Regions from separate parts of the Homo sapiens genome. Here regions 2 and 3 are each linked to region 1. Evidence: chromatin loops called from intact Hi-C (ENCODE). Cell type or tissue: endothelial cell of umbilical vein. All regions are shown on one strand. Each heading gives the region's core, and the rest is flanking DNA. Links, peaks and the distances in the headings are about the cores only. Region 1 overlaps MECOM (MDS1 and EVI1 complex locus). Region 2 overlaps MECOM (MDS1 and EVI1 complex locus). Region 3 overlaps MECOM (MDS1 and EVI1 complex locus).

Region 1 (10,493 bases), core at 2,765-7,764:
CTATTGGGTTGTACAGTGTTTGTAAAGGGTGGGCTATTGAGTTTGAGATGTACATCCATTAAGAAGCAAATTTTGATTGATATAAGTTAAATTTCTTGAAGTGTAATGTAGCAGGTGGAGGACACAGAAGTCTAAGGGATAAAATGAAGGCCGCTTTTTCTTTGTAAACCTAAAAGAAAGATTTCTAAACTTTTTCAAAATGCAAGGCTTTTCTGGTTCAAATTATTGCATTAAGTGGGGGTAAATGTCTTTTCAATCACTGTAATATTCAGAATCTTTATTTAACATATATGTCCTGTGATTTTCCAAATTCTAGAGATAAATTTAGTTTTTCTATTGATTATGATTTATGCAGTTCTAGTTGTCATAGAGTCCAATGGTTTCACCAACGTTTTCTTTGTCTAAGCCTCTGGGAATTGGAGGGATAAAGCTCTATACTGACATCTCTCTTTAGTGTTTCTGAGATTATATATGGTATGCACAGAAAAAAATAAGGGCTTTAGATAATAGTTTTAATCGTTTTTTGGTTATGTGAACTTGATCAAATTACTTAACATCTGTAAGTCCCAGTTCACTCTCTCTAAAATGGGATATTGACACTGACTCTGCAAAGCTGTTGTGAGAATTTACTATCGTATGATACATGCCAATGAATTGCCTGGTGTGTGGTAAGTACTTAAATAATGGTTGCCATTATTGTTGTTAGTGTTCTCAATTCATTTAATTTACAGTGGCTTTTTGCTTTCTTTTATATGGCATCTGAATTCAGGAAAGAAGTATTTGGGAAAGTTAGTCAACAGTAGGCATTGATAACCTAATATATGAAGCATATGGTTTAATATGTTTATATCTTTATAACAATCTGAAAATATTGCTGATGGAAATGAGTGGCATTTTTCTAAAAGTTCTATGACATACTTATAACTATCCAAAATTAAATTATTCTTCATTTCTTCCTGAGGACAAATTACTCCTATAATGATGTTGAACTTTAAAGCCATTTTTACCATTGGAAAACCAAGCTCTATATTTAAAAAGTGTTGTATGATCATCTTTATCTGTGGCAGAGTGTAAAGAACACTGAATTAGAAGTCATGAGATTACCACTTTCTTGTTCATTGAGCAACTCTGGGTAATTACTTAACATTTATGCATTTGATGTGTAAAAGGGTGTTTTTAGGGGTCTCTGGTTGCAGTCAACAGACACTGGCTCTGGCTAACTTAGGCAAAAGAAAATTTATTAGAATAGGTTTGGGAGCACACAGAATTAAAGGAAAGCAGGAAAATCAGACTTGGAAATGGGACAGTAGTCAAGGCATCTCCAAGGAGTTGGAGATCAGGATAGGTCTTGTAGCAGGAAGAATCTGATATGGATTCTGCCACTGAAATGAAAACCTCTAAATATTTTTTGTATCTTTATTTCTCTGTGCAAGCATCAAGTTCACAGAAAGGACTCCAATGAGTGGTCTAATTTGGCAAGGCTGCCAGCTTGTAAGAGAGATGGGTTTTTGAATCCAGTTTCTTGTCTATGTTCTGTGAGTAACAGGTGAATATTCAAAAGGAAATCAGAGCACTGTAGGAAAAGGAAGTAGATCCTGGCCTGCGAGAAAACAATAACTACAATGAGGATCATAAATAATGTTGCTTTTCCCACAATTTGTGAATATTACATTATGTGACATATGTGGTGATGCTAAATAAAGTCTAATGCACTGTGTAGCATTATTGTTATCAGTTATTTCTTGTGGATTTCAGCCAGTATAATTATTTGATACAGACCTTGAACCAGTAAGTGGCTGACCCAGCAATCATGTTGTGTAGCTACTTCTGCACAGTGTTTTATCCTTAAACATAATTATAAATTAAAAAAATAAAAGCTTGAGTATAGCTTTGGAAGCCAACATTTCTAATTAAAATCTTGAATTCATTCTCTACTTGAGGATGAGAAAAACTCTAGCTAACATGAATGAGAGCCAAAAGTGAATGAATTCTTTATTAGATTTTAAGCAAAGGAAGTTGGTAAATGACTAGCCTGGTCATTAAAAATCTTGTCAACGGCATAGGAAAGAATGTTTTATGTTGTTAATTGCAGACTTGCTTGTTGAGCTAGATGCAATAATAAGAATTTGTAGAAATGGCATGTAAACATTTTTTATTAGCAATATTCAAATGAGTCTTTCAGAGCTGGGTTAAAAACGTGGCCTCCAATAAGAGGTTTTTCTGGTTTTCTTGTTTGTTTTTAATTGATAAAGATAAAAATATTAAGTAGAAGTAGAACATCATTATATCTTGAATGTAAAATGCCTTTCAGTAATTTTATTAGAAAATGCTTTTCACTTTAAAAAAAAATTCTGATGTCTGTTTTCTAGTCTTTAGCTCTAGGGATGTAATTTCTACATATGAGATATAGGAAATGGGATGTCTGTTAGTGTTCATTACATTATACAGAGTCATGCAGAATGGAATCTGTATGTTAATGTACTTAACTCAACCCAGGCATGTATATTCAAATTCTAAGCAAACCTTATAGTTACCCTGTTATAGTTGGAAATCTGAGAATAATATTTCTAAATAAGTGTTTTTATTAAATCTGGAGGGGCCTGATTGTATAGGTACCTTAATGCAGGCGTTAACAGAGAGATAAGTAAGTTGTATTCCTGAATTCTACGGACAAATGCATTGAGTTTATAAAAATCTAGACAATGATCAAATTGAACTTAATTTCTATTTAGATTAAGAATAAATTGATTTTTCTTAAAACTTTTCTTTATTAAAACTTTTCCTCTCTCCTTTGAGACTTTATTGTTTTAACAACTGTGTCAATGTATCAGTGGAAGAGATTAAGTTTATATAATCAGATTTAGCCCTGTTTTTAAAATAAGCAACATGTTACATAATCTAATATTATACATGTAGGTGAATAATTAAACCTAAAATATCCAATCAATTAAAACTACTTTTGTATTAGAAGAATTACTTAGGATTTTGAAATGCTTCTTTAAATTTATATAATTGCTTAGTAATTAAATCCTTATAAGATGGGTTCATGTGGAAAATGTTAAAATTTTAAAACATTTGTTTTTGCCTGATAAAGCAATAGAAAATGATATGTGTTTTTTTGTATAAACTATTAAAAAGTTTGTTTAGAAAAGAAAATGTCAACTATAATCATGTCACTCAGAAACAAGTACCATTATTATTTTGCAGTATTCAAAATTCTAATGTTAAATTTGGTTTTTCTCCATATATCAATTTTTAAAATATGGTTTTGTCTCTTTTTGACATACACAGGTTTCATCTATGTATTTATTCATAGCTGAATAATCAATTAATGATTGAAACTTTTAAAAAGATGGTTATAAAAAAGCCATCAGACTTATGGAAGATACAGGAGTATGTACCTATTTGATTGCCTAATCCACTGCTCTCATGGAAGGCCTGTCCAAATGCCATCAGTGACTTTTATTGTGTGGGGCTTCATCCAGTTTTATTTAACTTTCAGATATATCATCTAACAGTATCCATTGATAGACTTTTATGATCTAATAAATAGGCTTTTTCTAATATTTTTATTCAGTTATTTTAAACCTTCTTCCTTTATCCTACTGTTAAATTATTAAACATTATTTAAAAACTATAAAATGTAACTGATTGAATATAGTGCTGTCTGGGAAATTTCACACTGTTGCCATAAGTGACTATAAAGCAAGATCTGTAGTTTTAACAGGATGTTTTTATCTCTTCTGGAGATAGATAGTGAGGGCTAGAGAGCCTTAGAAAATGTTACCAAGCTGTGTATTTTTATTCTTGCTTTTCCTCTATTGGTTACCCTTAATATACATTATAATTTTTAATTTTCCTAAAAATGTCTGCAGTTAGTAGTCTTAACCTCCTCCCTAGGAAGACAAGGACTTTAATACATTTTAACATCCCTTCAATCTCTTGCATGATCTTGCCATCAACTCCTATTTTTGACATTATTATGTTCTAGCTTCTTTTAAAGCATATAATGCTTTAGATATATCAGCATGTTTTGTTGACTTATTTGGTCCCTGTTTTTCCTTGCATCCCATTCTTTTTTTTTCCCCCTGGTCGAAGTAAATTGTTTAGTATTTCTTTCCAAGATAGCTCCTGAGAAGTTAGCTTTTTTAGGTCTTATAAGTCTGGAAATATCTTCTTCTTGTCTGCTCTTTTGAATGATGGTTTGACAACTGGATACAGAATTCTGGTTTAGCTATTTTGCCTTGGAACTTTGAAAATACTTGTCCATTGTTTTTTAGCAGCTCTGGTTATTGAGGAGAACAGTTCTTCTCTTATTCTGACTATACTCTTTTTTTTTTTTTTTTTTTTTTTTTTGTGGGTAATCTGTCTTTTCTCTCTGCAAGCTTAAGATTTTTCTCTGTATCCTGGACCTTTTGAAGTCTTACTGCAACATCTCTAAGTTTGGACTTTTCTTTTTTGGTACTTCTTGTGACTGTTTCTAGTGCTCATGTCTTTTATTAATTCTGGAAAACTTAGCCATGATCTGTTCAAATATTGTATCTCTTCTGTCCTTTCCTTCTGGTATATATATGTATACATATAAACATATGGATATTTATATACTCATATGTATATAGTTTTATATCTCTTAACTCTGATTTATTTAAATATCTTTATCTCTTTACATTCTGTGAGATTTATTGTTTCTTCGTAAAATTAACTAATTTTCCCTTCAGCTGTGTGCAGTTTATTCTTTAGACCATGTGTTGAATTTTTTACTTCACGCTTTTCCATCTAAAAATTTCCAATTGGTTTTTTTCATAAGTATTGTTTTTTCTATAGCCCTACTTTTGTTTCACTGATGCTAATGCTCCTTTTCCTCTTAGAGAATTGTAAACATCATTATTTAAAGTCCATTTCAGATTGCTTAGTTATTTCTATTTCTTTGTATAGGTTTCCCTTCTATTGGGCTTATCAATTACCTTTACAGTGCTGATTTTCTTGTGTAAATTTATTTTTTAAGAGCCTATCTTGCATGGGAATTTTCTTGAATTCATTCTTCCCTGTATGGTAATTCAGCAGTTGCCTCAACTCCACCAGGTCTTGTGATAGTGTGGATAGAACAGCCTTCTGTTCAGAGGCTGGCAGTGAAGTTTTAACTCTGGCTTTATGCAGTGTACTTGGGTCATGTGTGGGGCAGGCTCAGGCCCTTTTCTGTATAAACACTGAAACCCAAAACCTACTGTTCATCTTTGGGCATAAACCGAGCATCCTTTAGTATTGTAGGTTTCCTTTTCTTTTATGGTCCATGAAAACTTTCTTGCTTTTGGACAGAGTTTCACTTTCATATATTTTAAAAATCATTATCCATTATTTCTCGCTTTTGAACAGGGGGCAATTTTGGCATGTACTTACACTGCCATTTTGGTCTGTTATTTTCGTGGGATTTAAAAATAAGTTTTATTTTCAATAAATATTTTTCACACAGGTAAACATGTTTTTACTAAATCTTCTTTATTAATTTAAGATATAATATTTCAAATTACACTTAACTGATATGGAAGAAATAATTGTGAACATTGGTACAAATTATGTATTTTGTCATCTTGTACTTCAAAGCTCCTTGGATTAAACATTAATGAAGAAGAATCAATAGAGAGAACAGAAATAAAGCGCATATTCAGTTGAAGTCTGAAGGAGTTTTTAAGACTCTAGAGAAGAGAAGGTGTAAAATACTAACTTTTGTTTTTTCAGCTGATTTATCAATGTGATTCACACATTTCTGAGGCCACAAACAGGATATATGGCATATGTTGGCCTAAGAAACAAAACAAAACAAAACTCTTCTTTTGTACTTTATTCGATAAATAGCTAAAGCCTACATATGGAATTTTTGTACTGATTCACTCAACAAACACATTGACTTTATATGAGTTGAACTTTATTTAGACATAATGAGAAGCCATTGGAATGTCTGAAATGTGAGGAGACATAATCAGAATTATGCTTTAGGATGTTTGTTTTGGCAAAGGTATGCAGGATGAATTACAAGAGAGAAAAACTGGCCGGGAGCTGTGTCTCATGCCTGTAATCCCAGCATTTTGGGATGCCGAGGCGGGTGGATCACCTGAGGTCAGGAGTTTGAGACCAGCCTGGCCAACATGGTAAAACTCCATCTCTACTAAAAATACCAGTAAAAGAAAAAAAATTAGCCGGGCCTGGTGGCAGGCACCTGTAATTCCAGCTACTTGGGAGGCTGAGGCGGGAGAATCACTTGAACCCAGGAGGCAGAGGTTGCAGTGAGCTGAGATCACACTACTGCACTCCAGCCTGGGCAACAGAGTAAGACTCCATCTCAAAAGAAAAAAAAAAGAAAAAGAAAAAGAGAAAAATTGAAGAATTAGAGAGCTAGTTAGTGGGCTATTGCAAAAGAAGCATTGGGAGTAAATGATAAGGACCTGAAGTAGGTTGTGGCAATAGGGATAGAAAGAACAATATAATAAGGTAAGAATAAGCAGGACTTGGTTGCTGATAGTAAGTGGGAAGCAAGGAGTCAAGAGAAGTCAAATATGAACTGTGGCATGGGGAGAATAATATTGCCATTAAAGAAATTACTAAATCAGACTGCTAGGATTAAGGAACTAAAGAGTCTGCTCATTTTAATGTGTTATGAATTTATAAACTCTTTTTCAGAAGGAATGGTAGCAATAAAGAGGGAAGAAATAGGGTAATAGTTTGAATGGATAGAAGGCTAAAATCTTTCTTAAAGTTTATGCATGCTTGGCTGTGTTTACTGAATATAATCTATTTTATGGGGGTCCCAAAGAAAATTTTTCTGTAGCCATCACAGCTACCTGTAAACATTTATTGTTCATTACCATATGTTTAGAAAATAGAATCAAGAAAGAGCCATTATTTTCTTTTTGATTTTCACATGATTTGGATTTTCCACTGAAGTTCAAGCAAAAGTCAACTTGGGATCTTGGGAATGAACTAAGACGTGGAAATGCTTAGGTCCAACCATGCTCTGAGGAAGGCTTTATGATGGAGATGGAATCAGATACTGAACGAAAGAATTTGAAGTCATTGCAGGGTTATCTCCAGCCAGAGGGGAAATGGCCAGTCAGGAAGAACAACTGGCACAAGGAGCCAGAGCAGTGGCTTGCCGATAACCCTTGGGAAGAGCAACCCTCTCTTTAAGGAAGTCACAGAATTAGCTTCCTGAAAAAACACATTAGTTTGACGATTCACTTGATCTCAAATGAGGTATGGATCATGGTGATTCTTAAAAAAAATGAGGCAGTTTTAGAAAACTTGAGGAAATCCCTCTTTTAGGTTACAAACACCACAAGGGTTTTAAAACAAAAGCTCTTAGCTAAGGGATAATAATTTCCATATGCACGTTTGGTTCTAACATGAGAATATGTTTCCAAAGACGGGTGTATTGTCTGTCTTCAAGGGAATCTTTAAGGCTTATAGAGGCAACTGGCTAGCCACTGAATTCCAGTGAACTCCTGATAGACTCTGCCCATCCCTAATATGTTTTCAATGGTGAGAAATTCTGCCACTGGCCACTGCAGAATTTTCTTTGCTTCCAATTTCCCCATAACAACAGGGCTTTTTCTTGTTTGAGGAGGCTCCCATATCCTAAATGCAGATCCAAGAGAAAAGCTTTGCATGTCCTCATTTGTTCTCCATATTTGTGACTTCTAGTTGGAGTCGACCCTTTTACTGGTAGGGTCGTTATGCTTACTATGTGTCAGGCACTGTTTTGAAGACTTTACAGGTATAGCTCATGAGATCCTCACATCAGTCTTATGACACAGCTCTATTATTATCTATTCTAAAAGAAGAGGAAAGGACAACCCCAACCTGCTGAAAGTTTTCAGCTAGTAAGCGGCCAGCCATCAATTAACATCACTGTGCCATGCTGCCTTCTGTAAGTACAATGTGACTAATGGCTTTGAAACTGAAGAGCTTTTGTGAGTGACTGGTTCATAGTTTTGATAGTGAGGCCAGTGTCCAAATTACCAGTATATTCAGGTTTGGGCCATTTAGCCTCATTTGGAAAAGCCATGGAAAGAATGAGTATTGGAATATGAAAATATGCTAGTCTCTCCATTTCTTAGAGGTGTTATGAATAGTACTTCTTTGTAATTAAAAGTTGTTTCAACTAAGAAACAAGCATTCTTTCGAAAAATATAGTCTCTTCTATTATGCAAAAGAACCAGGCCAGACACAGGTTCACACTAAAAAGACAGGTGTGTAAAATACAGACTCTAATTGTAGCTCAGAATATTATAATATGGTGTGTTTAGAAATAATTATCAAAGAATAAAAACTTAAATTAATATCATATTTGTGGTGAAACTTTCTGTACAATTGAACCATCTGCTGCTCCATCCCTGTCCTCCCCCACATACAATTATAGTCTGTTGTGATGAGATTCTACCTTTTTCACTACCCAGGCTTATCAAAGCTATAAACCGGTCACATAATTCACAGAAGGTTAAAGATACGTGGAGAACTTGGATAGGGTCCAGGGGAGAGCAATGAAAATGATTAACGGGTTGGAAAATAGCACTGATGAAAAAAGATGAATGGAATCAGGATTACCGGTATTGAGAAGGTTTAGAGGTGACTTAATAACTGTCCTCAACTGTATGAAGGACTATTAAGAGAAGCATGGTGACCAAATGTCTTCCAAGAAGGAGAAAAGGATCTAGCCTACAACAGGGAAGATTTAAGCTAGATGTGAATTTCAAACACGATTCTCCTCTCCATCCTCACTAGTGTCATTTATTGACTCTCTTCCATTCCTTGGATCATCATTATTGATTTTTAATGATAAGGATGAAGGTGAATGGCACCATGGCTGAAACAGTTTAATAGATAACTAAAAGATTTCTTCTCATGAAGGCAGTGACTCTCAGTTGGAAGTTTGGAGTAGAAAGATGAATCAGAATCACCACACTGGGAGCTTTTACAAAATACAGATGCTCCAGGGTCCCTCACTGTCCTCTACCTTCCCTTGAAGAATAAGTGCTTTAAAAGATTGTGCTCTCGATTAGTTAATACAGATAGGTGAAAGCAGGAAGATCTTAGTGGTGTATAATAAAACTTTGGTGATGAGTGTATTCAATGGGGTGTTTTGATTAGTTGGCCATTTTAGTTAGCTTATAGCTAATGTATTTCAATGCTTACACCTTGAGAATAGTTTGATCTTTTTAACTTTTCCTTGCTTTAATTGTATTCTCAACAGTTAGAACTTGTGGCATCTGACTTCTTGGGTAGCAGTTTTGCAAAGCATAGCAACATGAATCAAGAGTAAGGCAAAGAGCGGGCTTGGTATTTGGGCTGCCTTACGCCCTTGGGAGCCAGAGAGGAAGAACTGGGCAGTGTGAACTGTCAACTTGTTAGTTTTACCAATAAGTTTACTCTCTGAAAATATTCCCTCTCAAAAATTTATCAGTAAAAATCACAAGAGCAACATCACTTAAAATTAGGTGTTTCCTTTGGGTAATAAAAACTGAGATTGTCCCCTGTTTTAAAATATTAAGGTGGAGGAAATAAAACACAAGGCAAGCAGAGAAGACGGTGAAATGGTCAGTGTAATGTTTACATGTTATGAGAAGGCTGTATAATCATAACAATTATTTTCCCTCAAAAGCTCTACCTCTTTGATCTAGCTCAAATTTCACACCAACCATCAAAGATGATTGCTGCATAAATCTGTATTCTTTCCTACCGTTTAAGGTTATTGGTACTTTGATTAATTTAACCACGTTACTGTCAGGTTGAACACACTCATCTTCTGTTTCAAAGTGTGTACTCGTCAATCTCTCTATGGTTCCTTCCCTTCAGGCCTTATTTCATCACATTTAAGGAGACTCTCCTGCCCTTTATCTTGTTAGGCTTTCAACAGCTTAAGTTGAATCTTCATTCTTTCATTCTTGCTGTCAAGCTTTCTTCAATAGGCTCTCTCATTTCCCTATTCATAAAGTGTCAGGGCTGTTTCTGTTTCACACAGCATTATATGCAGAGTCAGACGTTGCTACAGATTAAATCATTTCCCATCTGAGGAACTTCAGTTACCCAGTATATAAATATACACCCAGTGTATGTGTGAAATATATATATATATGTATACATATGTGTATATATAAAAATACATATGTCTGTATGTCTTACATACATACATATATATGTATGTAAGACAGTGTTCAAAGCAGAGTGTGGTGTTCCTCGTTAGATTCTAAGGGAACTGCAAAGTGAAGGAGGCAGCAATGTGGTTTTGTTACTGGTGGGAGCTCGTGGTGCTATCTGAGAAGGGAGAAGAACCATACAGGTTTTGCAAGAGATTAAAGCTTCATTATTCCTTTTGAAGATGAGGAATATAAAATGACAGTGTTGCACAGGTATTTAGAATCAAGTTTTATGAGACATGCTACTTGATCAAATAAACCATATTTGCAAATAAACCATATTAACGGTGAGTTCTGTTCTTGAGC
Region 2 (10,493 bases), core at 3,014-8,013, 67 kb after region 1:
CATAATTTTTTCTCTTTTATTCTCTATGATTCCAGAAAGAAAATTACCCTTAAAATATATTTTTTCTAATGAATAAAATAATCCTGTTATGTCGTTCAAGCTCAAGTATTTTCAGTTGTATTGACTTGGACTCTTTAGTCAAAACATAAAAACTTATTGAGAATAAAAAATTTCCAAAAATTTTTAATATTCTTAATCCAGAGTCATATTTGTTTTTCAATATAAATAACATTGAATATTTATCCAATTCAGTCAGTCTAACACATAGTTTTTGAGCCCTAATTATGTGTTAGTTACTGTATTAGGCACTGAAAAGTGATTGAAAAAAAGGATTTTTTATTTGGCAACATAGTATCAATGTCAAAAGAGAAAACTATAATTTCACCATTAATTTTGCTAATCCAAATCGTATTGAAGAAACTGACGTGTAGAAAAGCCATTTAGGGCCAGGCACGGTGCCTCACACCTGTTATCCCAGCAATTTGGGAGGCTGAAGCAGGCAGATCACCTGAGGTCGGGAGTTTGAGACCAGCCTGACCAGCACAGAGAAACCCCGTCTCTAATGAAAATACAAAATTAGCCAGGCGTGGTGGCGCATGCCCGTAATACTAACTAGTTGGGAGGCTGAGGCAGGGGAATCGCTTGAACCTGGGAGGCGGAGGTTGTGGTGAGCGGAGATTGCGCCATTGTATTCCAGCCTGGGCAACAAGAGCGAAACTCTGTCTCAAAAAAAAAAAAAAAAAAAAAAGCGATTTAGCCAGAATTTCCCTTTTTTTTTTGCGTCATAGACTCAGAACCAATTGCAAAACATAAGCACAATGTGATATTTCTTCCTCAGCTATGTAAACAAAGACGTGCATACAAATAAGGGGATATGGATCTTCTTACCATATTCAGAAATAGCCAGTTGTAGTCTGTTTTTTATGTCAACATATTGTGAAAGATAATTGAAATTCCAGCAAGTGCCTATGTTATTAACAGTGGAGTTGATGCCATTATAATCTTGTAAACATCCAGGGAAATACAGCCAGATACATTGAAGAATGATCAAGTTTTGTAACCGACTGTAGTGCTTAATAATGTTACCGTTTTGGTCCATTATTGGAATATTGTATCTGCTTGAATTAATGTTTATAATGGCACTTTACTGCTATTGTCTGCTTGTTTTTATACTGATTTATGTGGTTATTAGACTGAATGCAATTTATGTTGAATTTTTTCAAGAAATGCAGTTTAGCAGAAGCACAAGTCGTTCTAAATAAACGGAATTAAGAAATCAAAGATACAGAAGACACTAGTTTTGGCCCTCTAATTGTCTACAGCAAGAAAATATATATTTTAAAAGGAAATATGAGTTCACAAGAAGATAAATAGACACATAATCCAGAGGCCAGTTGCTGGCAGAATTTCTTAGTTTGATGTGACTCTCTTTTTGACAGTTCTCCTAAGGTAGGTTATTTTGGAGAAAACATATGTTTCCATTTTCTCTCCCTCTGCTTCCCTTTGGGTCCCCAGGCTCCACTAGGGTCACAGAAACATTAAGGCTTTTGTCACTGTGATTAATAGCTCTTAAGATCATCTTTAATTCACTCACTAATGACTGAGGGTCTTTCTGCTCTCCAAGTAATCGGGTGATGTATGAGCCGATAGTACACCTTGTGGCAGAGGTGAAAATCATTCAGGCAATGCAAATATTGTCACGGGAACAAATGTTTTCCCTGTTAATAAAAATTAATGAATTCTACCCAGGAGCTAGTTAAGGAAGCTGTGGCGAAGGAAATCCAAACACAAATAACTTCTTACTGTTAAAAATCACTTATGTATTTTTTCTAGATATAGAAAAAGACCATCATTGCTGCATATTTCCATAAGAGATGAAATAATGACAAACTATAGAAATGCACTATGTTGTTTTTAAATTATCTTTTTCAGGTTCTTGAGTTTATTTAAAATTGTGAACTTTGGCATCTTATTTGTTTTAACCTTGGTTAAACTACAGGCTTCCCATACTGTACTAGCCTAATGAATACATTCCTCTTTTCATAGCCTAGTTAGGACCAAGAATTATAGTGGTCAGGGTTTATAACTATAAAATGATGTAATGAAGTTTAAATTTGAGAAACTCCTTGTAACACATCATAAAAGATTGATGAAACAGACTGGAGATTAATAAGTGGTTCAAATAGTTTTGAGAGAAAAAACAACAAAAACATTTAACACTATCATTATATTTATTGAATTCTTTAAAAATAAAAACATCTCCTCTCTTAAAAATTTGCCTCACATCATTAAAGCTTTTTCCTTACTACATCTACCTCAACCCCAGTTCATTTTGTAAGACAATAAATGTACAATGTTGTGAGGTGTGCCTGCTCTTTATGTACAGACACTTGCTATAGAAATAAATCTGCTGTCTTTTTGTTTCATTTTGATAGTCCATGATTCTTTCTTCTAATGACCAAAATTCATTGTCTCAATGGAATAAATATTTCTGAAATAGCTCCCAGTCCTTCCCCTATCATTTACATCTTAGAACAAAACAAAAAAAAAACAGTAAACTTTTTATACATCATTTTACCTCTCCACTGTGCTTATCTACAAAGGAACATATTACTGAGGAGGAAAAAAGCTCAACTTGTTACTATTATTTCTGGTAGGCACCCAAGGAGAGTAGCTAATTTGTTTTTCATCAATGCCAAGGACAAATTAAAACAAAAAACCTAACTGAATTATGCATTTATATGTGCTTGCTTCTAAAGTATGCTTATTTTCCCCAGAATGTTCAAATGAAAACATAAAAAATTTGACTGTATATTTGTTTAGTATCTCAGAATCTATTTATACAATTTTTAAATTAACTGAATTTTAAAATTATTGAAGGACATGTGGTATTCATTATCTAAATAAACTAAATTTGAAAAATATTAAAGGGAACATAATCTTAATTATCAATTACGTTTTGACACTTGGAGAATGGGTAAAATTAAAGAGGCAATTTCTGCCACCTCCCCATTATTAAGAATAAACCCTTTTTTTTCCCAGATGAATTCAGATAACAGCTCTCCAACGTTAAACTTGGAAGTAGGATTTTTCTCTAGATAGGTGCTTCTCCAAATGTGATCTTTGAATCTCCTGCGTTCAAACATTTGAAAGGTCTCACCCTACAGTCACAGTAAATCTCTGGGGACAAGCCCTGTGTATTTGCATTTTTAACAAGCACTCTAGATGATTTTTCACAAAGGTTAAAAACTACTGCTCTCAATGTTATTGAAAGAAATTTTCTTTCTTTCTTTTCTTTCTTTCTCTTTCTTTCTTTCTTTCTTTCTTTCTTTCTTTCTTTCTTTCTTTCTTTCTCTTTCTCTTTCTTTCTTTTCTCCTTCCCTCCCTCCCTCCTTCCCTCCCTTCCTTCCTTTTTTCCTTCCTTCCTTCCTTCCTCTTTCTTTCTTTTCTTTCTTTCATTCTGTCTGTCTGTTTGTCTTTCTTTTCTTTCTTTCATTCTGTCTGTCTGTCTTTCTTTTCTTTCCTTCTTTCGAGTTTCGCTGTTGTTGCCCAGGCTGGAGTGCAATGGCGTGATCTCTGCTCACTGCAACCTCTGCCTCCTGAGTTTGAGCAATTCTCCTGCCTCAGCCTCCCGAATAGCTGGGATTACAAGTGTGCCCCACCACACCCAGCACATTTTTGTAGTTTTAGTAGAGATGAGGTTTCACCATGTTGGCAGACTGGTTTCAAACTCCTGACCTCAAGTGATCCACCCGCCTTGGCCTCCCAAAGTGCTGTGATTACAGGTGTGAGTCACCATGCCCGGCCTAGTCAAAGAAATTTCATCATGACAACATTGGTTCTAATATATAGAATACTTTTTTTCCATTTACATAAAATGAATTTTCCACAATTGGGTCTCACCGTTTCTATAAACTTTTATATCTTACCCTTGATTCCAAAAGAAAAATGTTGAGTTTACACAGCTTCAGTACATACCTGGTGGGTAAAGGGTTTGGGCAAGTGCAGACAGCAAGGAAATCAAATATGAGCTTTTTGCCCAGAGAAGTTCTAATCACATAGTAAACAGTTAGAATTTACACGGGTCTTTATTTAATTAAGCCTGAGAACCACTATTTAGTTGCAGCTGGAGCAGAATCTTGGCACAGAATAGAACAATCTACTGTAGCCTTTAACCTTTTCCCTTTTAACTGTGCTTATAAGAAGGTGTGTTTCTTTAAAAAGGTGCTGCATATCTTTAAGCACTGTTTGTAGTCTTTGATATAAGGGTCACCTCACTGTGCACACATTTTAAAATTCAATAGTAAAGAAGAAGAATGAAATAGATGTATAGCCTAACAGGGCTTTTTGTGTTCTATGAGGTTGAAATAATTTATCCACATGATGAACCTTCATATTTTAAATGTTTTCTGTAATTTTTAATGAAGAAAGTATATGTCTGTTTGTGTGTTAGAGAGGGAGACATTGACATCTGCTTTACTGTTTCATAAGTCTTTGAGATCAGCTAAGGCTAAATAATGAGAAGAAAAAAATGACAGCCCGGCACAGTGGCTCACGCCTATAATCCCAGCACTTTGAGAGGCTGAGGCCAGTGGATCATCTGGGGTCAGGAGTTCGAGACCAGCCTGGCCAACATGGTGAAACCCTGTCTCTACCAAAAATACAAAAGTAGCCGAGTGTGATGGTGCACCCCTGTAATCCCAGCTACTCAGGAGGCTGAGGCAGGAGAATCACCTGAACCTGGGAGGCAGAGGTTGTGGCGAGCCAAGATAGTGCCACTGCACTCCAGCCTGGGTGACAGAGCAAGACTCTGTCTAAAAAAAAAAAAGACAGTAGTACTATCACAAAAATGACAGTGGAACTATCACTTTTCTTCATGACAAAGGGAGAGAATTAAACAAGATTCATACTAGGTCTCGAACTGTTGTCTCTCTGGCCTACAGTCAGTTTGTAGACACATGTAGTTTGGCTAACACAATGTGAAAAAAAAAAAGGTGAAAAACCTCACCCCAAAATCCAAATTTCTGATTTATCTTGAAGTATCAGATTATGTGGCCATATCAAACCAGTTTTCTCCATGGCAACACTCAGCCATACCTGATAGCAGCTCCCTCCTTTAGATGGAGCATGGCCTCTCCTAACCCCTTGGTCTGTGCCATCTCGTGTTGCCTTACACCTCATTTACCTGGTATGCTGGATGCTCTTAGCCATTTCTATATGTAAGTACTAATTCATGCTACTGAATTGAGAACCCCAAACAGGAGAATCTAAAAATCTCACAACCGTGTGTATTTGGCTTTAGGATTTGTGGCAGACCAGTCTACCTAATTGTATTTACCATGGAAAATATTGAAATTAGTCTGTGCGACTTTGAATCTAATCAGGTGAGTAAATCAGGGAATCCATCAGGGAATTACAAAGTAGGGAAGTTAACTTGAGCTCAAAGTTTGAAATAAGGGCTTTTTTTTCTTGTGGTACCATTTGGCAACAGGTCAAGGGACCTTTATTTCTTCTATGTAGGTCTTAGAGACCTATAATTCTGGAAGACCCCGGTTTTGATAATGTTCTACTAGCAACGGTAAGCCAGTAGGCAGTGCCAACTTTAGAAAACAATTATCAGGACATCTATGCAAGGTATCGCAGCCTCTTAGTAACCACAGGAAGTTCCCAGCCTCTCGCCACAAGCTTGAGTTTCCAAGGCTGACAGGTCCCTGCTACTCCCTTCCTACTCCTCCCACTTGAAGAAAGGCCACAAGTTCAGATTTCCCCACCAGCTAATGACTTTGGGTTTGTCTAACTCTGGCTGTAAGCTCTTTGGCATAGTTCAACCTTGCTTCTTTCAGAGGACAAATCTTATCTTTTTATTAGCAAACAGGATGGCTTAGATATGTCTTTATAGGACATTTGCTGGAGCATAATTTAATATGACTCATTTCCCCTTATATATAAAGACAGTGACTGAAACAGACAAGGGGAAAAACAAGCCCAAAAATGTTATTAGAAACTTGCACTTGAAAATGTGTAAAATTCTACTGCAGCTGGGGGATTTATTTAGAATGACTTGGCATTCTTTGCTTGGATGTCTAAATAGGCCTTGTGATACCATTTTTGGCCTCACTTTGAACCTAGTGTAATAAAGAAGGAAATGAAAGCAAAGGTAAACCTAAAGTATTGTTTTACTCTAAATGCTTTCAGTAAAGGGTCTTGTTATCTAATGATTGGTACTAGATGGCTGGTATAAATCGTATGGTCTGTTCTTTGCACTCATGGCTAAAGGAGGCAAAGGCAAAGGAAATCAATTGGAACTAGCAGGTAACAAATGACCAGTCTTAGGCAAACATAGCAGGTAGGGAAAATAGACTTGTGGACACAGATTACTAGGAAATAGTGCGGGAGGCCTTTTTCTCCTTATTCAAAATCCAGTGCAATTATACAAAGTAACTAATTAGACAATTATGAAATACAGGAATTGTTTTATCTGTTACCACTGTAAGCCTAGAACCTGAGAGCTATTAGTTTTCCAAGGGCCTAAAAAATTACTTGAAAAAAATTACTGGCTTAAAAATATGAATGAAAATGATAAAATCACAATTAATAAATGTTTATTAATGTAGTACTATGTCATCCAGTCCAGTATAATTCAAATCATCTAGAGTTGTGTTTTAATTATGTTAAATATAGAGTGTGGTTACATTTTAATTTTTGATATAACATAGGATGCAGCTTCCAAAATTAAGTAGCTAGGACAGGCAAAAGTCTTAAAATGGCCCTGATGAAAGATTGCATTTTATAGCTATATAACATTTTCTGCCAGAGGCCATCCAGAATATTGGAAATGAGGATTTATTGAAAAACAAATTACCTTTAGCTAGTTCTATGAATGGAATAGACTTACTGTTCAAAGTAGAATCTTACCAGGGAAGGCATCAATGAACATTCTACTTCTAACTTCTCTAAACTCACGCCATTCTTAATCATTTTTCAAAGTTTATTTTCTTCTTTTAGAGTTAAGTGCCCTTCTGCAAAGTACAAGTCAAGCTATATCTTTGAACTTTCAGCTGTAGGAGAGACAGTGGGACTCTGCAACACAGAGACTACCTGATTCTGCATTTATGCCATTCCTCTTGCTTTGTTGTTGAGGATTTTTTATGCACAATATCTTATTTGATCTTCACAACAATACACTGACGTAGAGAAGTGGTAATATCATTGACTCTATTTGGCCAATAATGACATGGAGACTAAGAGGGATTAGTGACACAGTATAAGGTATGCAACTATTAAGTGTGGAAGGGCCTGGAACTAAAATCTTTTCATGTTAAACCCATTAAACCTGTTACTACATCTAGCTACTGGACATGTATGAGTTAGGATATTTCTAGAGCCGAATTTTCAAGATGTTTTCTCCCTATAAACTTTACATCTCATCTGGTAGAAAATATGTTTACTCATCCATGCAACATTCAGGCAACAAATATTTGTTGAACATGTGCTATGGGTCAGATAGCATGCTAGTCTCTGAGCTTGTGATGGAGAATAAGATAGATACATTCCTTCCATTTTGCAGCTTGCATCTGAGGTTACATTCACTGCTTAGACTGAATCTGAGTCAATGTAATCTATTCTTTATACTGCAAAATTATTTAATTAAAAAAGTGAATCTTCTCTACACCAACCCTAAGACAGACAGATACACACCCACACACGTAACACCTATACACAGTGGTTTAATAGGAAGCTTGATTGAATTGTCCAGCAGTTTGGGGATCCTATAGCTGGAATGACAGGAAAAGCTTATATACAGCATATCTGATCAAGTATTCTGAGTTTTCATTCTGGCTGTTACCACAGCATTTTATATTGACAAGGAAGTTTAGAGTTGACTCCAGTCTCTCATTTCAACTGACACTCATGATATCTTTTGTATATCCTTAGCTAAAATTAATTATATTCTGCCTATTGTTCCTGTGGCTCTTTGGTTATACCACATTCATATATTTTTGGCTTTGTTTTCTAGTATCCAAGTGTCTGGCTCCTTCTCTAGACTATGAGCTTCTTGAAGACAGAGTCTCTTTTCATTTTCTTTGCACCTTTCTTTTATTTTTTTCCCTTCCCAGTGCCTAGCACAGAGACTTCCAGGTGATGTCAGGGTGAAAACCCAGACCAAGGGCATTGACCTTTGATTCCAATCCCTTTTACCACAAAAGCTCTCATTCTTTTAGTTTGTTGGTCTGAAAAAGTAGATAATAGCCTTAAGAGTTTTGTTTACAAAAAATAATTTGAGGTAAAAGATATTTTGCAAGTAGAAAAAAGGTACAATAGAGTGTGTATGACCTCATGAGCATATTCTTTTCCAACAAATTTTAAGATTTATATATTCATTTGCTAGGGCTGTCATAACAAAATACCATAGACTGAGTAGCTTAAAGCAGGGGTCTGCAATCCTGCAGTACCGGTCCACGGCCTGTTATTAGGCCTGTTAGGAACTGGGCCGCATAGCAGAAGGTGAGCAGCTGTCAGGTGAGCACTGCTGCCTAAGCTCCACCTCTGTCAGATGACTGACAGCATTCGATTCTCATAGGCAAGTGAACCCTATTGTGAACTGCGCATGTGAAGGATCTAGGCTCTTTATGAGAATCTAATGCCTGATGATCTGAGGTGGAAGTTTCATCCCAAAACCAACCCCCCACAGTCCATGAAAAAATTGTCTTCCATGAAACAGGTCCCTGGTTTACAAAAGGTTGGGGACCACTGGCTTAAACAACAGACATTTATTTTGTTGAAGTTCTGAAGTCTGGAAGTCCAAGATCAAGGTTGGTTTCTTCTCGCTGTGTTGCCTAGGCTGGAGTGAAGTGGTGTGATGTTGGCTCACAGCAACTTCTGCCTCTCGGGTTCAAGCGATTCTTCTGCCTCAGCCTCCCAAGTAGCTGGGACTACAGGCACCTGCCACCAGGACATGGCCTTTTCTCTGTGCCCATGCATTGACTGTGTTCTAATCTCCTCTTCTTATAGGGATACCAGTCATATTGGACTAGAGCCTACCTTAGTGACTTCATTTTAACTTAATTATCACTTTAAAGACTACCTCCTTATGACCACATTCTGAGGTATTAGAGGTTAGGATTTCAACATATGAATTTGAGGAGACACAATTGAACTCACCACTTCATTAATTTATTTCTGTCTCTAGTTACCACTTAGCTATCTTTCATACACACATATTTTGTCCTGAAAAGGAGTTACAATGATAGAAAAGATAGCAATAATCTCTCAACTCCTCTCTGTGATGGGATGCTTTTTATTTTAATAAATATTCTCTCCCTCGTGATTCCATCTTCTGTACAAGAGATTGCTGCAAAAAACTTAGACCTGGACATAACTCACATCTGAGTGGAGATTTCCATTAGCTTCACCACATCAAGTTCACCAGTTCTTTGGTCAACACAAGTTCATCTTCTTTTTAATAACCAAATGGACAAGATAAAGCCCTATTATTATTTATAGTCAGTAAGGACAATGACTTCCTTTTGAATAGCTGAAGAGGTTTCCTTTTATTTTAGACCAAGAATTAATTTGTGTGAAAATATCGGCCTATAGTATACTCAAAACCTCATTCTTTGACATAATTAGCTACCTAGACTCACCTAAATGAAGTGCAAATCCTTTACCTTAACAAAATACAAAGCTATTATACTACATTAAGAGCTAAAAATAACAGCACTTGATAAAGAATACAGAGACTAGCATAGCTCTGTGACTTTAAATGATAATATATGCATTTAAACATCATAATTTTTACTAAAAAATGAATTGGAAATACTAAAAAGTTTACATATTAGTATTTCTGTGACATGTGAGGGAAAGGGAATACCAATAATTATAAAAAGCTCGAAGAGGCTTTAAAAAAGAATTCATACCTTGAGAAGCTCTCTGTTATATATCCATGCTTGTTATTGAAAAAAAGTAATCTAGTAGAAAGAATATAGGCTCTGAATGTAGATTTCTCTGGTTTTCAATGTCCTCATTTGTAAATTGGGGGTTGATTAATTTCTACCTAATAGGGTTGTCACAAAGATTTAACGTGTATACATACAATATCTGGCACATAGTAGGCATTCATTAAATGCAGTCTCTTCCTCCTACATTCTCTGTTAGCCTTATGTTACTAACTGGATGCCTAAGTGATACCAACATTTTATGATTTTGCATTTGGAAGAAGGATTCTGAAGACTGTCTTGCACAATCTTCTCTGCTCCACGTGCAGCTCAATTAATCTCATATTAACTGCAATTACTCTTCTAGCCCTTTTACTTCAGCAATTACTAAATTTGTGACTGCTATAAACTGGTTCTCATATGTTTCATGCTATTAGTGCAGAAAACTATTCATTGACTTTAAATCAGACGGATTTCAAAAGGTGAAAAACACTTTTCAGGTTGAGTGAACTGAGAAGGATGGAAGGCAAACATTAATTCACCACCATGTTTGGATGC
Region 3 (10,490 bases), core at 5,436-10,435, 360 kb after region 1:
ATTGCAAAGGGAAACTGTTTTCCTGTTTCTCACTATGAATTAGGCTACTCATTAGAGTAGGCATTTATAATTTTACCATAGTTGCTTTTGAAATATACATTGTAAAATCCATTGTTTTCAAAAGAAAATATGCCAGTTTTATGACTTAATGAATAGCGTGTTTACTTATTTTGACTAAAGAATCAGAGAAAATACTTAATCTGGGAAAACAGACAAGGACAATATTAGACACACATTTTTCTTAAGTGGTAATTTTTAACTCTTATGCTGACAGAAATCTAAGATGCTAACAGAATGCATATCAAATAATGTAATTGTGAAATTCAAGTAAATTCATCCATAAACAACAAGGGAGGAAAGTCAGAGGTAAAAGTCAGATTTGTATGATACGTGTAGATGTATACAATCACTCTTAGCCCAATTGACAAGACAAAAGGGAAGAGACACCCAAATAGTGTATGCATATATTATAAGCATATTCACCTATAAGCACATATGAATATTCTAAAATCCAATTAAAACTAGCAATTCTAGACAGCTTTGAAATGTGAATGTTGGACTAGGTACAATGATAAAAGAGCTGACTAAAGAGATTCTCTAGGTCTGTTTTTTGCTCTCTTTTCCATGAGGAATAGGAGCTGCCAAATGGTGAATAAGCACAACTCATCACATAATGAACACTCCCATTGTGGGAGGTATTATTTAATATTTAGCTATAGAGAGAGACCCTGGTATAGGAGTAATTATTAAGCATTAATGACATCAACTCACCTGTCTAACACAAAAGCAAATGGAACGCTCTACAAGAAATTATAAAAAGTGTTTCTCTTTGCTCTGATTTTTAGATACGGATAAAGTTTATCAAGTGAATTTTAGAGCAAGACAGGTATAAATCCTGGACTCTAAAAAAACGGAATTTGAGATGAAGTTTTCAATTGCAAGTTAGTCATGGTAATAATTAGGTCATCTAACAAAGAAATAAAAAGATTACCCAGGACAAAACAAGAGTGTATAAATTGAACTTTACTTTTTCAAAGATACATATTTTTAAAAATTCTAATGTTAAAAGATCAAGTTTAATCAATTCAGATCAGTTTTTAATGATATGGAGGAGCCATATTAAAGAAAATAAATGTGCTTGCTAAGATTATAATACAGTTTGATAGTAGAAGGACAGTCAAAATGTTGTATGCTGGATAACCTGTATTTGATTTCTTTGTGGGTGAAGAAGTTCTAGAAACAGCATGGATTTTGGTTTTTAAGTAAAGTTGATAAAAGATGTAATCTATTTTGTATCAGAAAAAATAAAAATGAAAGCAACCCAGTTACCACTTTCCCCATACCTTTCTACCAGCATTTTATTTAAGGAAATTTTCCTGAGTAGTTTAAATTTTCCAGTAGATTTCTGTGAGTTATTTCATTTCAGATTTTTTTTTTTTCAGACAGAATGAGCTTTGTGGCAGCTTTCTTTCTTGTCAGTGCTGCCTAGAAAGACTCAAGTTTTGTGATTTTAGACGTCTCTTTCATTTCATGCTTCCAAAATTATTGCAGTGATGTTTTTGGAGATGCACATTCTGAAAACATTGACATCACTGCTAAACCATAATTTCTAAGTAGCTGTGGCTTCTGACTGATATCTTTATTCACCCCTGAAAAAATGTATTAACTACAGTAATTTACCTCTATGAAAGAAGCTATACCAAAGACACTAGTCAATTGAGTCACAGTCACACTCAAGTCATAAAATAATAGATCCATTAAAGATACCCAAGTCTCTTTATCCTTAACATTCTAATTATTTTTCCCTTAAAGTTTCTCTACAATGCTACATAGGTCTATGGCTGTGGCACGGTGTTTAGCTGGAAATTTTTACTGAGACAGACAATGCTTAAATATTTACATTCTAACAACCTGAAATTATCCTTGGTTGCTTTCAGGAGCAAGAATTGGCCCTGAAAGGCAGAGCAGGGTAGGAGCAAAAGCAGAGAGTTGGTTAAGGAAATCTCTTTCCAGACTAGGTCCTCAAGAGGACCAATATAGAGAGGAAGCATAAAAATGTTTTTTTTTCATTATTCAGAGGTTTCATTTACATACAGAAGCACCTATGTGTTTAATGTGAAGTAAACCAAACATCTACATGATATATTGTTTTTTTTTTTTAAAGAAAACTAGTTATTTAGATATTCTTTCCTTTAAAGTCTTGTAGCTGTCTTACTTTTACAAACCATTTTGATTGGTGGACATAACTCATTGCTTTAGGTTTGGTCGGTCTCACCCTGTTCTCACCTCTCTCTCCATCCTTTGATAAGTCTCCTTTTGACCCCACATATACCCTTCGCCTGGATCAGAACCAGGGCTACCTACCCATAGACCCCCATCCACCTCAGACAAGGCCAGTTCTCATGTTTGAATAGATTCACAAAGTTTGGGTACTTATGGAGTAGTTCTCTGGACACAACAGCTTTACTCTAATACATCTTCATAGTGAAAACATATTGGTAATAATCAGAGAGTCACTAAGACACAATTTACCTAAGTTGGCTTTTTAGATTTAAATGAGACCTGCCTTTCCACTTACAATTAATACAATTTATGTAAGTTGACTTTTTAGACTTAAATGAAATCTGCCTTTCCACTGATAGTTAGAATGATCTGGGCGAGTACTTTGGGATAATGTTTTGTATATGTAAGTGTGTGTGTATTCTGTACCATAAGAAGGAACACACTCCTGGCCTGCCCTAACATGGTCTATGAGTAGAATAAAGTTCTCAGAAACCCAAGACATTATTAATCTTGTCATTTACACAAGGTGATAAGTCCTTTCATTTTTAAGTAGGCCCTTGACAGCTGGTATTTAGTAAGTAGAAAAAGAGAAGTCTGCTGTTCACTCTGAATAAAAAGAAATGTGTCGATAAGAGATTATCTAATGCCTGATGTATATTTTGAAGAAATGAGTTACAGAAGAATGAGTGCCCCTCAGAGAATACAAAGTCAGAATTCACTTAAGGATTCTGCCAGCTCCCTTGTGGTTAATGAACGGCAACAAGACTCTACAGTGTTTTCAGTTGGAACAGGCATTGTTCTCATTTGTGCTTTACCTTATAAAGTTTTAACTGCTTCCAGGACGATCCTAGCTGATGTGGCACCCCGCGTTCGCTCTCCTTAGGTCCACGTGAATGATTATATCAGACTGCTGTGACACTAGAACAGCATTTTATTGTGAGCTTATTATGGGCTCAATTATTATTTTCTTTGGATTTTACTATGAAAAAAAATCCACTTTCCTGCATCTTTCGATTAGTACAATTTGTGCAAAACAGCAAGGTAGATTAGCTATGTATACTGCAAAAATGTAATTTGTTACCCTCTTTATACTTTTTAAAAATGTTTGTGTCTACTGTCAGGTAATTTGTTAATTTGCTCTTCCTTTACAAGGGTATCTGTCCACATTTTGTACCACTTCTTTTGATGTTAAAGTTATTATTGGCTTTGGGCATTTTCTTTGCTTTGCTTTTAAGTCAAGTTCCACTTTTATACCAAAGTTATGCTCTGCTGTTTTAAGATGAATGCCAGCTGGCAATACCCAGAGACTGGCTTTGTGAACAGTGCCTAAGCTGACTTTGGGGGGATGTTGTCTGGCTGACAAGTTACTTCCTTCACCTGAAGATGAAACTCTTTCAAACATAGTTTGCCATTTGATTTTTACATCATAAAACAAACATCACCTCATCCCCTGCCCCAGTGAAGTTTCCTTCATGTAACAATACCTAGGATGCAACACTGACATAACGCTAGGATTTTTGTTAAGATTCACAAACTGCATAAGTTGAAAGAGAGGGTGACCTGAAGTATTAAGTGTACATTTTAAGTAGTTAGTGTTTGCATGTATATATCGCCTTTCATTCAGGAAGATCACAAAGCATCACATACACAATAGACTGTAACTATTTCTGGGAGGGCATATAAAAGTCATAAGAATGCTTTACAAGCCATGAAGGAGGATAATGTTTTGGTCAAGGACACAAGAGAAGCCTCCAGCCAAGTAAAACACCAAAGATGATCTTTTTAGCTTCTTTGTAATGTAATGATGGAACTCTTCCCAAAGGTTTGGAAACCATTCAAAATGAACATCAGTTTTTATACAGTCAGATGAAATGACCACATTAAAGACAGGTGGCTAATGGATATTTTTGGGGGGTCTGTAGATAGACCCTCAGAGGTTATTTAAGGAGACATCTTGCAAGGCTTTCAGGCTGGGTACACTGTAAGCTTCGTGTATAATAATGTGCATCTTTATCAATTGCCGTATTTATGCAAACTAGAACTAACAATTCTCTCTCTGTTTTGTTTCATTCAATAAGTTATACTTGGTTTTCTCTTCATGTTACTGACAAAGAGATAAAGATGTGGAGAAGAAAAAAATTCCACACCAAAGATATCTTGGTCTCGTGGAGTCATATTTTTCATTTAGGAAGTGGATATAGCAAGGCAGTACTTGATCTTTTTCAATTAATATTTTCTTGTCTTTAGACTGTGACCCTGAAGACAAATATGGGATACTTTTTCTTTGGAGAAACTAAGGGTGATTTGCTTTGGCAATGCTTAGCCATGATAAAGCTTCCATAGTGTTGAACAAATTTATGTTCAGTCATCAATCTCTGCTGAAGACACTTCTCTTTACCTCTTATTAATTAGGCTCAGAATGTATAATAGGATCCTTCCTGCAGATACTCCTATTAAAATTTACATCATTCCTGAATTGGAGTTTCCCACATTACTATGGATAGATCAGGGTCCAGACTATGTTTCCTAATGCATATATTGTATCTGTAGACTTGATGCCACCTCTCTGCAGTACCAAGACTGACAGATATGTCCATATGAAATGCTGACTTTGTTCAAACATGCAAACGGCTACCTACCTCCTCTCCTACCCACCCTCCAATTGCTGAAGTTCCATTCAGCTTTTCCTTGTCTTCAGAAAGTATATTGAATGAAGGTATAGAAAATAAAGCATTTAGGCCAAATGTTGGGAGCTGGAAGAGGAAGAAATCAACTGTTAACTTCAAAGTGAAAAGACACCAATAGCCAGAAAAGGTTTTCTCTCAGTACAGATTTTGCTGGGAGTATATTTCTCTATTATTTCAATTATTACAACTTCCTGCATAGGTTGAAGGTCATTCATAATTCACGCTTCTGTCATTTTTAGACATGCCAAATGCAGTCTATTAAGCATAAATAAAACTTCCAGTGTTTGATCAGGAAAAATAAACGGGGATTCATAACAATAAAGCCTTGTTCATCTTTTTAAAAGTAAATGTGTTTTCCTTCTTTCTTATTTTCCCCCTTGTGTGCAGAACTTTTCTGTCTCAACAATACAAACATAATACTTCAAATCAATCCACAGATAAAGAATCTGACAGATTCCAGATTTTTGTTCTCTAGTATAATGAACAAGACCCACCTGATTACCATTTGAAAAAACTAATGATAGAGGATTTGGTTGAAAGCAGTCCTTCAAAGTATAAAACAGAGTTAGACTGAAAGTCTTTTATGGCATATTAACTTTCCTATCAAAGTGCTTATGAGTGTCTATGCCTGCTTTACTGCTGTCATCTTGGACTTAACCAAATAAAATGAATAATGATATATGATTAATTCTAATTCCAAGTATATATAATATAAATTTTATAAAACATAATATATAATTACATATAACTTGTATGATATATAATAAGAATTAATCATGTGCCATGAAGCATTCATTCTTATTATATAGAATTATATACATGAGATTACTAATATGAAAATTTAAAAATTTCTCCAAAACATATACTTTGCCATGTTTATGTCAAATTATAAAATATGTAATATATCTAAGCACATTTATATTTATAAATAACACCACATGAAAATGTACAGTTTGGAAGTCTAAATTTGCTCAATCAATTTCATATCACCACTGTCTTTTATACTTAACTTAGCCTTGTGAGTATTAGCTGAATGGATATTCTCTTTGCATTTGGAATTGCTTTCAGGGTTTGATTAAAATAAATTAATTATAATAATTCTGTTTAGGGCATTTAATTTCTATATACATGTATAATATTATAATTATGCCTTAAGCTGTGGGTTTTACCAGTGGTAAAACTGAACAATTTTGGATTTCTAGTTTTACTTTTCAACTACTTGAATCATTTAGAATTTTAAATAAACATTTAGAAATTTCACTAGTGTGCTATTTGAACAAATTTTAAAAATAAAAGAACATGAAGAAATCTGTTACTAAAACATTTACTATAAAAACTTATCCTTATAAATTGAGGTATCCAGAGATCCAAATATAATATTCATACTTACAAAGGCACAAATATTGCTTCATAGAAAAATAAAAAGAGTCTAGCAAGATACTGGGAAAATTTAATTTTTTATGTGATAAAATGAAAAAACCATCTCAACTGGCAAAAGTTTCAGATGTATGGGAGTTAGGTTAGTTCATAACATGTTGTGCTTCTGGATTTTGGTATTAGCTACCAAATAGAAAGTTTTGGAGGAGTTAACACGGTTTTAAAATATTTATTATGACTTTTTAAAAAAATGGAATTTCCATATAATCTATTTTCTTATAGGCCCCATTCTTCTTGTCTTTCACCTTATATTGGGAAGAATTGAGTTTTTTCTTCTCATAGAACATTCTGAGAGAGAGAGCAAAAATAACAAATGAACAACCTTTTCATATTAACTCAAAATTTTCTAAGTGTTGAATATTTTTGAACCTCTCTTTATTTATTGGGGGTATATTCATTACAAAATTTCAGATCCAGGATATTTTTATTTTGAATCCAGAGAACTTTTTACATAAAACCCTGATAGGAGAAGAGACCCATTATTAACTGTTTTATGGAACTTAACAGATTAATTGACTCCCTTCCATTTTTCTCCAACACAAAAATGAGAGAGTTATATTAGTAGTGTCTCTGCTTATGGCACATAACACAGATGGTATGTAATTCACTGGACTGCAATATACTCAAGATTTTGAGAATACAGATTTTAAAGACATTATAACTCTATTTTATAAGCATGGTCAAACATACTTATTATATACAAATATGTGAGAAAATCTATATAAATCACTCCTTTGTTGCATTTTTATTTGCTGAAAGATCTATTTTATAACATAAAAGTATATTTTCTGAAAGGCCTGATTCCTCTAAGATGACATCCCATCATTTCCCCACTATATTGTTTCAGGGCTACAAATTTTCATTTTGTTTTCATTTAAATTACTCCTGTCTCTTCTCAAATGCCTGCTGGCATACCATTAATGTTATTAGAAAGTAAATTAAATTTATATGTAGACATCCCTAGATTCAAGGATTCAAATTATACTTTTGGGCCATTGTAATTAGAAGAGGAAAACAATGTTGCTTAAGTGTCTCCAAAACCCTAAGGGATGAGAGGTAATGAAGATCAGGTGGTAGAAACACCTTGAGAAAAGGACTAGCTTGGTAAGGGTATGGCAAATGGAACTTCGAGGGACATTCTTATTGCTATATGGGGAAGCATGCCCAGAATCTGCCCTCATTATATCTGGCGCTTGCCAGTTCTTTTCAAACCTCAGTTTCATGAGCACCATAAAAACTCACTTAAAATTGAAAAGAACACCCTGAAGTTAAAATCCACTTTGCTTTTCTTTGCCTTTCATGGCTTGGAATGTCACCTTTTACCTCCAGTAAATAAAGCCAACATCAACACTCTTCCGTGTCTTTTATTTTGTATGCACTCAATATTCTTCACATGACAATCTGGACTCTTAAAGGGAAATTACAGTAGTGATCTATGTCTTGGCAAAGAGAATTGTCTTTATAATATATAGTTACAGTGTATCCATCAATTTCTTTTGTTTCTTAGACTGTTCACATTGGATTGAGTAAATCTAAAATGGAATTAAAAGAGACATGATTAATAGTGGACTACAAAGAAATAATGATATCATAATACTCTCTTAAAATGACCTGACGTGTGTCTAAGTAGTATTCCCCAATAGAGACAATTGCACTGTTTTACTGTCTTGTAGGGTATTGTCTCTTTAACCTCACTATTTCCGAGAAGCCACCGAAAAGTTCTAATATGTCACAATTCAAATGTCAACATGTTGTTGGAAAGGAAGCTAATAAGTTAAACCTTTGAGAGATGCCAAAAAAAGAGGTGATTCAAACTGTTGAGAGAAGTCCATTGTTTTCTAAGGGGAAATAGAACTCCAGAATGAAACAGTGTACTTATAAGTATTTAACTGGAAAGTTTAGGGGAAAAAAGCAAACTCACACATTATTTTATTATTATTTTAAATCTGGTAATCTTTAAAAAGAACTGTTCTCAGTGTACTTCCAAGGAAAAGAAAATGTGAACAGCTAGGGTTAATAGGATACAAAGTGCAAATAAACTATTTTTTTTATAGAAACAGCACATAATGAGGAGTAATTTTGCCAAGTTAGTCTGGATTCTATCTGTGGACAAATACAAAGAATCTTAGGTTATATTATAACATATTATAGCAACATTTTATGTTTAGCATTGTTTTCTATAAACCAGCTTCAGGTGGTTCAACTACTATTGAATGAAAAAAAATTATTTTATTTTGACAGGAAAGAAGCTAAGCAGAAAATACTCCTCATTAAGTTATTTTTCAAATTTAGCACAATTTTGTGCTCCGGTCTTGTTATAGAAAAATAAACAATTGGACTTTAGAGCCACCTACTGGAATAAAGAGGCACGTACAAAGTTCTCATCTTTCCAAAATATAAATAGATAAATAAAATTAAAGTATGAGCATTTCTGCTGATCTTATAAGACATCAACTTATGCAGCTTTTCTTAGTTTGAAATATCATGTGATCTTGCAAAAAACCATAGTTAACAGTAATATCTTCTAAGAATATATTCTTAGAATATGATGGTGGTTGTTGTGTTATTGTTTTGGTAGTGTATGTGTGTGTGTGTGTGTGTGTGTATGTGTTTTGCTCAGATATTTAGAATCTGGACTTTTTTGGCTTAATAAGATTGATTCTGGGCTGGGTGCAGTGGCTTACTTGTAATCCTAGGACGTTGAGAGGCCTAGATGGGCAGATTGCTTGAGCCCAGGAGTTCGAGACCAGCCAGAGTAACACAGTGAAATCCCATCTCTACCAAAAAATACAAAAATTAGCTGGGTGTGGTGTTGCATGCTGTAGTCCCAGCTACTCAGGTGGCTGAGGTAGTAGGATCACCAGAGCCCAGGGAGGTTGAGGCTGCTGTGAGCTGTGATCATGCCACTGTACCCCAGCCTGGGCAACAGATTGAGACCCTGTCTCAAAAAAAAAAAAAAAGAAAAGAAAAAAGAGATTGATTCTGTTTGTGGACATTCTTAGGAAGATTGGGAGAAAAGACTTATTGGCACTGTTAAAGAGAGAGAAGAATATATGAGGCAAAGGAATAATTTCCTTCTCAGAGTACTCTAGGGTTTTGCAAAGATACTGTGGTATAATATAATTGGTCTCATTTTCACCAGTTAATCGTAGAACTTCATTCTTTCTTCTAAAACCTCTATCTGATTATGGGATTGTTTAATAAATAACCTTAGAATGAAAAAAAACTGATGACATTTTTATGGTAGAATGAATAAACATCTAAAGATTTTCATGCTTAAAAGCTTTTTTAAATGAACAAAAACCAAAAAACAAAAAACCTGGTCCCTGGACAGGTAAGTTGGACAATGACTTGCCTAAGTCACCAAGCTGCTCAGGAGAAAGGCAGTGGCTCTTGGAAATTTCAGGTCAGGGTTCTTTCCACACTTGCTCCACTGCTTTTGAGTCAGTCATTAACAGATTTATTAAATGCTTCCTCTCCTCAGCACTTTGCTAGAAAGCAAGGGGAATAAGCACCACCCCCACCACCCCAATAAATGAATCAATAAAATGCATAATGCCTACTTTCAAAGAGAGAGGATCAGGAGCTGGGCCTGAGGGCAGGACCCTGGTATGGGAGCACCCTTCTGATTGGTGAGAGAGGGGTTAAGTTTTGAAAAACAAAATACTCTCCTTTGTTGTCATGATCCTTTATGTCATGTCCTTTCAACCTATTACCTTCCAAACACGTTGTTGAGAAGGCGCTACTTTTGCAAACTTGCTTAAGTGGGGAAGGTACAAGGTAAGCTAGGCTACTGCTGGAGAATTCCAGGCAGGATTCAACTCTGTGAGTACGTGTGGTTTGCTAGGGTGCTTTGAGGATTCAGAGAAGGGAAAGTTCTTCGTTAAACATTACACAGGATATATGTGACGCAGCTAGCCTTGCATTAAGAAAATTTGATTTGTGAAGTAGGATTTGGAAAAGATTTGTGAACTGGCTTGAGAGTCACAGCTTTCCATTTGTCACCAGAGGGCTGGTTTTCAATATATAAAACAGGAAATCACACTTCTTTTGATAAAAAAGAAAAAGAAAAAGATGTTTGTT

Evidence for each region. Peaks named below come from ENCODE experiments on the same cell type or tissue, not always from the same donor. Only the 100,000 strongest peaks of a DNase experiment are listed, where the experiment ranks them.
Region 2: a loop joins it to region 1, with 6 times the contacts of the local background. A loop is called at or near these places in 3 of 110 quality-filtered maps.
Region 3: a loop joins it to region 1, with 10 times the contacts of the local background. A loop is called at or near these places in 8 of 110 quality-filtered maps.

What each region holds. Positions count from the first base shown.
Region 1 is chr3:169,493,210-169,503,702 of GRCh38, reverse strand. All of the region lies in intron 1 of MECOM (MDS1 and EVI1 complex locus), which reads left to right. Among named protein-coding and RNA genes, the nearest start is that of MECOM-AS1, 51 kb to the right of the region's middle. In endothelial cell of umbilical vein, for the core only: no CTCF peak of the experiment used is centred there; DNase peaks (open chromatin) are centred at 5,152, 5,862, 6,572 and 7,082; H3K27ac peaks cover 4,517 bases.
Region 2 is chr3:169,426,501-169,436,993 of GRCh38, reverse strand. All of the region lies in intron 1 of MECOM (MDS1 and EVI1 complex locus), which reads left to right. Among named protein-coding and RNA genes, the nearest start is that of MECOM-AS1, 16 kb to the left of the region's middle. In endothelial cell of umbilical vein, for the core only: no CTCF peak of the experiment used is centred there; a DNase peak (open chromatin) is centred at 5,833; H3K27ac peaks cover 2,241 bases.
Region 3 is chr3:169,131,633-169,142,122 of GRCh38, reverse strand. All of the region lies in intron 3 of MECOM (MDS1 and EVI1 complex locus), which reads left to right. Among named protein-coding and RNA genes, the nearest start is that of LINC01997, 130 kb to the right of the region's middle. In endothelial cell of umbilical vein, for the core only: no CTCF peak of the experiment used is centred there; DNase peaks (open chromatin) are centred at 8,102 and 8,762; H3K27ac peaks cover 672 bases.